2 separate regions of the Homo sapiens genome follow, and region 1 is linked to region 2. The links are chromatin contacts, found by Hi-C in ENCODE. All regions are on one chromosome and are shown on one strand. Each heading gives the region's core, a stretch centred on a gene start or an enhancer-like site at or near the end of the contact. The rest is flanking DNA. Distances are from core to core; before and after follow the strand shown. Region 1 overlaps LOC101926964 (a long non-coding RNA gene). Region 2 holds the start of LINC01748 (long intergenic non-protein coding RNA 1748).

What was found. A loop is a pair of places that touch in the nucleus more often than their neighbours do.
Region 1: a map of heart right ventricle shows a loop between it and region 2 (2.1-fold over the local background). The contact joins the enhancer-like site here to the promoter of LINC01748 in region 2. A Hi-C loop is called at or near these places in 1 of 168 maps with a recorded cell type or tissue (heart right ventricle).

Annotation. Positions count from the first base shown.
Region 1 is chr1:60,743,817-60,748,279 of GRCh38, forward strand. The region is part of intron 1 of LOC101926964 (a long non-coding RNA gene); the gene reads right to left. Among named protein-coding and RNA genes, the nearest start is that of LINC01748, 120 kb to the left of the region's middle. Within about 2 kb of position 2,780, at least 5 of the 41 ENCODE cell types and tissues checked have a DNase peak (open chromatin) inside an H3K27ac peak, as active enhancers do; they include heart right ventricle, where a contact is called at or near this core.
Region 2 is chr1:60,619,708-60,624,182 of GRCh38, forward strand. It overlaps LINC01748 (long intergenic non-protein coding RNA 1748), which reads right to left and starts at 2,978. Exons shown (of 8, transcript NR_146508.1): 1 at 2,790-2,978.

The DNA of each region.
Region 1 (4,463 bases), core at 1,530-4,029, 120 kb after region 2:
ATAATTTTACTAGAAAAACCCAGGTGATGCAAGGAGGGCATGGGGAGACATAAACTAGTATTCTCATATTTCAGAAAAACACTACCATTAATAGATAATAACGAATTTGAAATATTCATTTAAAAAATTTTTTTCTCATCCCCTTCATGTGTTTTTTTTTTCAGTTTTTTTCTTTTTTTTTACTAATGATAATTTTATTTTATTTTATTTTTATTACACTTTAGGTATATGTGCACAACGTACATGTGCCCAACGTGCAGGTTTTTACTGTTTTTCTTAGCCTTTGAGGTACCTTTAAAGAATGACATTCCCTTGTAAAGACACAATCTGAGGTTCAGCAATTCATTCTGTTTCTTCCTTCCATTCAATTCAAGAAAAAATGTTATAATTTAAATGATCTGCATATAAAAAATCCCATCTTTATAAAATTATTTGTACTCAGCTTAATTTGTGTTTTCAAAGACAGGTGTACAAAACAATACTCTATAAAAATCACAATGCTAATCTCTTGGAGGAATAATTTTTTTTTTTTGAAACAGAGTTTCACTCTTGTTGCCCAGGCTAGAGTGCAGTGGCACGATCTCAGCTCACTGCAACCTCCACCTCCTGGGTTCAAGCAATTCTCCTGCCTCAGCCTCCCTAGTAGTTGGGATTATAGGCATGTGCCACCATGCCTGGCTAATTTTGTATCTTTAGTAGAGATGGGGTTTTTCCATGTTGGTCTGGCTGGTCTCAAACTCCTGACCTCAGGTGATCCACCTGCCTCAGCCTCCCAAACTGCTAGGATTACAGATGTGAGCCACTGCACCCAGCCGGGAGGAAGAATTTTAGATGAGATTTTACTTTTTTTCTGTGAACTTTTCACTAGAACCAGATTCTGTGCTGGTTTCTTGATTTTTATTCTTAGCATGTACCATATTTGGGAAAAAAATAGCAAAGATGACATTCTTTTTAAAAAGATTTTCATACAATTTTAAAAAAATAAAATTGATTTTGGCTCCCATAACCACTCTGGTTGGTTTGTGACAGTTGTCTGGAACACCATGTTAAAATGGATTCTGAGCTCCACAGAAAACAATTATCTGATAGATCAGTAAATCTGCCATGGCCGCCAAGAAGGAGTGAGGTCATACAGCCTATATGTATAGACTGTGGTCATACATACAATCATATAGTCAACATTCCAACAGTCTAATAAAAATAAGACTGAAATTTTGTGTATAACAATTAAAGAAGTCAAGTGAGGACAGCTGTCTACATCATTCACTCAATAAAAGTTGACTAATCCAAGACTTACATAGGCTAGATAGTTTACATACATCTAGACAGTACAATTTATAGGCAACCATAAAAAGAGGAAAAATGATGATTGTATTATACTAATCTCTCTATTAGCAAATATATAAAATTGCTATAATATAAAATAGTTAAAAAACAGAAAGTTAGGACCGAATTAATGTAGAACCCTCTGTCATTCTAAGAATAAGTAGTTTTCATTCATAGATACATAAACTATGTGGAAAAAAAGGTCCATACATATCCTTGAGAGAGGCCTTTTCAATAAAATTCTAATTTTATGTTTAATAATTATTTGTCAACATTTATAATGTATATGGTATTTTTATCAAATGGGAACTATGAATAATTAGAGTGATAACACAATCCAGAAGAGAGAATATTAAACTTAATTCTGGATGGTACCAAGATTTTTTTAAAATTATGTTTCAAAGAGGGAAAAAAAACACACAAGTAAAGAATGAGTACATTTAAATGATTTCATCATCTTGTCACCCTACAAATGCTTACTGAAGCAAATGCAGACCAGGTTCTGTGCTGGTTGCTGGAAGCATAGAGATAAATGCAACACGGCTCTGGCTAGGAAGGGAAACAGGGCCTGAGAAAACTGTCACTGTCACGTAGTTGAAAGGAAAACCAGGAGAGAACTGTGGCAGGAAGAAGTTTTAAAAAGTGGCCACCAAAAAGTGATAAGTTGGTGAGGTGACAAATGTGTTCATTAGCTTGACTGGATCTTTACACCATGCATACTTAGATCAAAACATCACACTGTGCCTCATACATAAATGTACAAAATTATTATTTGTCTATTAAAGATGCATTTACATTTTTTAAAATAAATAAATTTAGACTACAATTATGGTTCCATAACTGAAAATATACTAAAATTTTGAGATGATTTTAAAAATAATAATCACACATGACTGGTAAGCTCTGCAGCTGAAAGGAAAAAAATGAGGTGAAATTGAGACTGCTATTAGGCGGTCACTGGGTGTTTCAGTGGAGCGGTAAGCAAAATTATTTGTTCTTCAGTAATCTAGGACTGACTTGCAAAAGGCTATGATTAAGTTAAACATTTTGTATTCACAGGTCACAGAGTAAGGGACATTTAATGGAGGGTAGGGGGATCTCTAAACCCACCTCAGTGTTATCCACATCTAGAAAATCAAATGTACAACACAGATGCTGGGAATTTCTGGCAGGGAAACCTGGGGCCAGAGAGGAGAGCTGGCTCGGTGGACAACACCAGCTGTAAGCACACTCCGGTGAATTTTCCTGGACCAAATTTCCTGGGATCCAGGATGAAAGGAGGTTTTAGGGCTGCCTAGCAACACTATGTTTATACAATGGTCCAAGAACATGGAGAGAAGAAGAGCAAAAATACAAAAATCTGTTTCTGGAGAGGGGCTGCCAGGGTGACTATCAGGCGGCCCCAGCCTGGAGCAGGCCTCCCCAGGCCGAGCCCGGGCATGTGACACCCAGACTCCGCAGGCTGTGTGACATGGGAAACAGGCCTGGTGGGTCCCAGATTGCCCCAGCGCCCGCCACTAATCACAGCCATCCTCGGCTTCTCCATTGTTTTCACAGCTGTTCAACCGCTCCTGCTCAGTAAGGGGACAGACAGGCCGACTCCAAATCATGGAGTAGAAAATAACACTCTGTCGCCGTCTCAAAAAAAAAAAGAAAAGAAAAGAAAAGAACACTCTGGCCAAAGAAAGGGTGCACAAAAAAGGATTTTATTGGTGGGGGCGGGGCAGGGGGATGGTGTCAGGGAGATGGGAAACGTACAAAACTCTTAACCCTTTTATTGGCTTGATCAAATGTGACTGTTTTCAAAAGAGAAGAGACAGAATTCAAATTGTTTTGTAGTTCAACATTTTAAGGATTAGATTTTTCCAACTGAGATCATATTTGCCCATAAAATTACCAATGGAAATGGTACCCATTTCTCCAGGCAAGACCACAAAAGCCTACTTAATTATCCATGTATTTAGTTATACTCACCAACCTGAGAGATGAGAACCTAGATCAGAGAACAGAGAGGAGGAAACAATATTTTTTAATATGAAAATGTATAGATTGCTTGCTGTGTACTCAGTACATTATGTATACAACATCACAATCCACACCCTCAAGCTATGAAGTAGGTAATTACCTCATTTTACATATGAGGAAACTGAGGCAGTAACTTGCCCAAAGTTACAGAGCTACAAAGAGGCAGGGACATTATTGTAAGAGAGGCAATCTAATTCACAAATCAAGAGCCTTAATCACTACGTTACACTGCTTCCTTTAATACCTCGATATTGGTTTCCTAAGGCTGCTGTAATGGATTACCACAAATGTGATGCCTTAAAATAACGCAACTATGTTATCTTACAGTATGGAGGTCAGAAGTCCAAAATTAGTTTCACTGAGCTAAAATCAAGATGTTCCTTCTGGAGACTCTAGGGGAGAATCTGTTTTCTTGTGTTTTCCAAATTCTAACAGCTGCCAACATTCTTTGGCTCGTGACCTCCTTCCTCCATCTTCAAAGCCAGCAGTGTAGCACCTTCTCCCTCTCTAGTTCCAAACTTCCATCTTCACTGTCTCTTATAAGGACCCGTGACTACATTTAAGGCCCACCTGGATCATTAAGGATAACCTAGCCATTTCAAGGTCTTAATCATCTTTGTGAAGACCCTTTTGCCATGTAAGGTAACATATTCACATGTTCCAAAGACATGAGGGGTCCCTTACTCCACCTACCACAACCCCTAATAATGTATGTGTATTTTAACTAGTACAGTCACCATGCCATGTTATGTATGTGTATACATACATGTCTATGTTCTCCTCACAATCATACTGCAATTGTTTTCAGGACAGGGACCATGTTCCACTCATCTTTAAATCTTTAGTTCCTGATAAACACAAAGTAGGCACCCATAAATTGTTGTATTTGACCAATGAATGATGAATAAATTTCAGTATGACAATTTTGAGTTAACATACATGTCATTTATAACAAAAAAATGAACATATGTTGACGGTCAGTAACCAACATCAAGTGTACTGAATGGTTCTCTCCTCCTGCCCTTACCAAATCCTGCTGTGATAGGCCTCTTTCCTTTGCTCAGACTGTCCTCCTGCCTTGGATGTCCTTCCTGCCTTTCTTGTCTTGATTA
Region 2 (4,475 bases), core at 1,728-4,227:
CCTGGCTGAGTCATTTTGGCTTTCTGAACCTGCACCAACCCACTTGCAAAATACCTAGGCCCCTAGGCTGAAGCTGAAATTCAGACACTTAAATGACTTCACTAAGTAAAATTTTCCTAAGTTATGGAACTTTATCCTTGCTGGCTCAGTTTGAAACACTGATGTTACGGAAACTATATTTTTGGTCATTCCTCTAGGAATCATGAAAATTGTGACATTTATAAAACTTTGTATTTATAAACAAAACTGTATAAATTGGAGGCATCCAACTAGACCCCACCCATCTTCCCCATTTAACTACTTAGTCAAGAAACTTGAAAATTAAGTCCCACAAACCACAAATATAATAACCAAATATAAATGTTATAACTCTTTGACAATCTTTTAATATTCATTTCCTCATCTGTAAAACAGGGAAAAATATCCGACAGAGTTGACATAAAGGTTAAATGAGACAGTGTCTTTCTAGCAATGTACTAGCATGGGGTAAGCTAAGTCGATTATTTTACAAGCTTTTTCTTCTCTCTCAGAAACATTATGTACTTTAGGCTTCCTCTCAGGAAGTTCGGATTGAAATAACATTTATAGATGAGCTAAGTCAGAGGATTGGCCTAAATTCACATAGCTTAGTAACTGCCACTGCCGGGGGCCCAACGCGGGCTTCCTGACTCCACATCCTGCTCGTCCATTACACCTGTGGTCTCTCACCTTCAGGCAAAGAGTGCTAAGATTTCAGTTCAAGTATTTTATTCTACTTTTGGGTATTTAAGCAAATGAATTTTGTAAAGAATTGAGAAAGAACTGAAAATAACAGTGAACATTTGAAGGCATTATAAGATGTGTAAAAGTAATGACAAGCAAATTTGAAATAACAAGACATGAATTTTGGTTGGTGACTGCCCTGACGCCAGCTTGGCGAGTTGGGTAAGTCAGTTAAGCAAAAGGCACAGCAATTATGTTATGTGCAAAGCGGAATTTTTTTCTTGTCCTACAGGAAGAGGGAATGAATTCATTTTCTGAGCACCTATGTTCAGGCACTTCACAAGCATTATATTAATTAATTCTTATAACAGTCCTGCTCCGTGTGTATTATTATCCCTATTTTTTCTGACAAGAAATCTGGGGTCTAATAATTTAATTTGTCCAGGCTCACAGAATTAGTACCTGCGATTCCCACTACCCTAGACTGTTCTACCTGCCTTAAAAGATCACTGTGAGATAAAATGAAATAAGAGATGAGAACAAACATGTCACACTGTCCAAAATGTGGTACTACTGGTGAATAGTCCTCAGCTGCGAAGTCAGTAAACTTGACTTTAAAGTTCTTACCTCTCCACTTACTATTAATAAGTGTACAGGTTTGTCAACATCACTTCACTTCTCTGAACCTCAGTTTTCTCAACAATAAATGGGGCACAAGATTACAGGCATCGATGCCTGCCTTACAGACTGTTAGGAGACTCCAGCAAGACAGCAATTGTAAAAACCCTTTGTGCTCTGTAGAGCCCTATACAAATGTGTGCTATTATTATTATTGCTATTACCATTATTATTACACCATGTTCTTTGGGCAAGACATTTATGTTAAACTGACACAGCACATAATTGGAGTGCTCAAGTTAAATAAATGAAGTCAGCTGTCTGACTCCTTTAAGATAAATGATGTTATTATAACATAATTGTATAACCCCATATAGCTTACAGCAGCAAAAGGATGTGTATTTCACATGCCCTCCTATAATTACATCCCCATTATAATTTTGCAGTTAGTTGCGATGAGCTCTGGTCATGAAAACATGCCAATTTTGTATGGGATTGAAGTCTGCCTAATTTTAGCAAATTGAGAGTCACACAAAAGAAAAGAGATAAATACTATGTTGTTATTTTTCATTAGAGAATTGCTATATTAAGAGGCTGCGATCCAGCTGTGTTTGTTTAAATAAAAGTGTGATTTGAATACCTCCTACAGCTAATGTTCCTGCCAATGAATAAAAGATAAAAATGCGGCTCTCGTTGGATGGGAGTCTCTGCGTTCTAGCTGACTCGGAGATTTATTGTTCCACATAAGGAAGTTGAAAGCGTGGAGGGCAGACCACACGCAGCGGCCTTTTGTGTATTGTTTCAAGCCGTATCACTAATAGATTTCTTCCACCGAGGCTCCCAGCAATTCAGCTGTGCTCAAATGCTCCACTTAACTGTGAAAAAAAATAATAATAAAATAGTAATTATGCCTAAATGGCAAATGCAGCCCAGCTCAATGCCACAAGGAAGAAAGTAAACAGGAACAAATACTATTCAGAGAAGAAATGCTGTATTTTAATGCTGGTGATAATGGATTTAAGCCTCATTTTTCTTTCAAAGACTCCTCTCACTCATATCCCAGTGCCTCTCTTTCCCCTGTGTCTCCCCTAAAAACTAGCAATATTCTCCTGACATTCATTCTCCTCAAGCCAGCCACCTCAGAATGAAAGAAATGTGATATCCAGGCTATAGTGCAATTCCAAAGCGTGTGGAGTGATATTCTAGGAGCTTGGCATACCAGGATATAAGCAGGGTTAAAATCTCCACCCTCAAGCAGATCACAGTCTAATGATGGATGTAAGATATGCGTTCCCCATTCTCCAAACTGCTATCTTTTTGAAAAATGTCATTATCTCACTGCTTGCTCTTGACCACTCAATTCCTGCCAAATTCCACTTTTCATCTTAAAGTAGCCATAGCAGACTTCTTATAGACACACACACACACATACACACACGTGCGTGGACACACAGCATGCTATCTCTTACCTCAGGCCTTTGCAAGCACTGCCTACCTTCTCTACTGACTTTTCTTCCCTCCCTTACCCATGTAGCAGACTCCTACTCATTTTCATGATTCAATTCAAACACTGTTTCCCAGAAATCTTCCCTGCTCCACCCACGGGTGCTCCAAATGTGGGATGAGCAGACCTCCTCTCTGTTGCAAAGACGCACTGCATAATCTGTCTTGCTGATCCTCAGCTCAGGAGGCTGGAGTGGGCTGGAGAGACATGCATCATGTGTTTCCCAACCCCATTCTGGAGCACAGGGAGCATATTTCTTCCTTTCTCTCTTTTATCTCCCCACCAATCTTTATCATCCACCAGAATCACAGCCATCATGAGCAACTGTCACTGATAGGAGTGCATTTTCAGATGAGTTAGAGCTGGAATAAGGAGACCTATAGTTGACTGAAATGTTCTGTTTGTTTCTCTGTCTCCCCATTAAGCCTCTGAGGGTGGAAACTGTATCATTTCACCCCTACAACTTCAGGGCCCCTAACACTGACTAGAAATTTATAGATGTGTAGTATGATGGATGGATGGATGGGTGAATGGATGGATGGATGGGTGAATAGATGAATGGATAATAAAACATAATTTAGGAAAGGAGACTGGTGACATACGAAAAGTGAAAACAACTGCAATGAGAGCCAAAATGAGGGACAGTTCATTTACAGAGGGAAAATAATGAAGGATCCCTACAGAAAGAGTGACCGCAGAGGTAAGACTTAAAAGATCTTGTGATTAGGAACAAAGCATCCCAGGCAGAGGGTACAATGAAAGTAACGACTGAACAAACACACAAGAACCTACACTATCCAAAGGGTCCAGTTACTTTAGAAATCAACACTTAATTTTTTCCAGTAATAACCAACCTCTGAGAACTTAAGAAACAATCTTCAAGACCTACCTGCATAGATAATGAAAAAAAAATCAGTTTCAGATGGTTTTGTTTCACTGTTTTTGTAAAACCCAACTCTGGCTAACTAGCTTGATTTTCCACCTTTCTGTTCTTTCAAAGGCTGAATACATATGATTCACATCTACAGTATGTGCTCAGTATACTGAATGAAGTGACTGAACTAATAAACTCAAAATTACCATCACTGGAGACAATAAAAGTGTCACATCACTTCATCAGAGTCACCACTTCATGGTGAAGAAGAATTGCTTGGTTTGAGGTTGGGGGAGAAGTCCCCCTTATTGACTGCTTAATTCTGTGCACATTATTTAATCTTGCTGAGCTTCCATTTCCTCTTCTACAAATGACATTAAAAACAGTTGCATCTAAGGCTATTGTTGAAATCAAATGAGACAACTATTAGGTTAAACCACATGAAATTGCCATTTGATAGGTGAAAGAGCAGCAATTTTATGTGGTTCAATCTAATGGAACAGTGATTAGAATATGATAAATGCTCAATTTATGTTAACAATAAATCTTTATTGTGTATACATGATAAATACTAGTTTAAACCCTATTTATATCATTTAGAAGCAGTTAATCAATAAGTCACTTATTGTTCTAACTGAATAATAAGTCCCTGCAAATACCCAACTATGTGTTATGGGAACAGTTTAGAAAACATTGTATCCTATTCATTTCTTAACTTTTTCTGTTGGCATCTGTCAAGGATATTGAAAAGGTATATTCATGTTCAAAAGCCTTCTT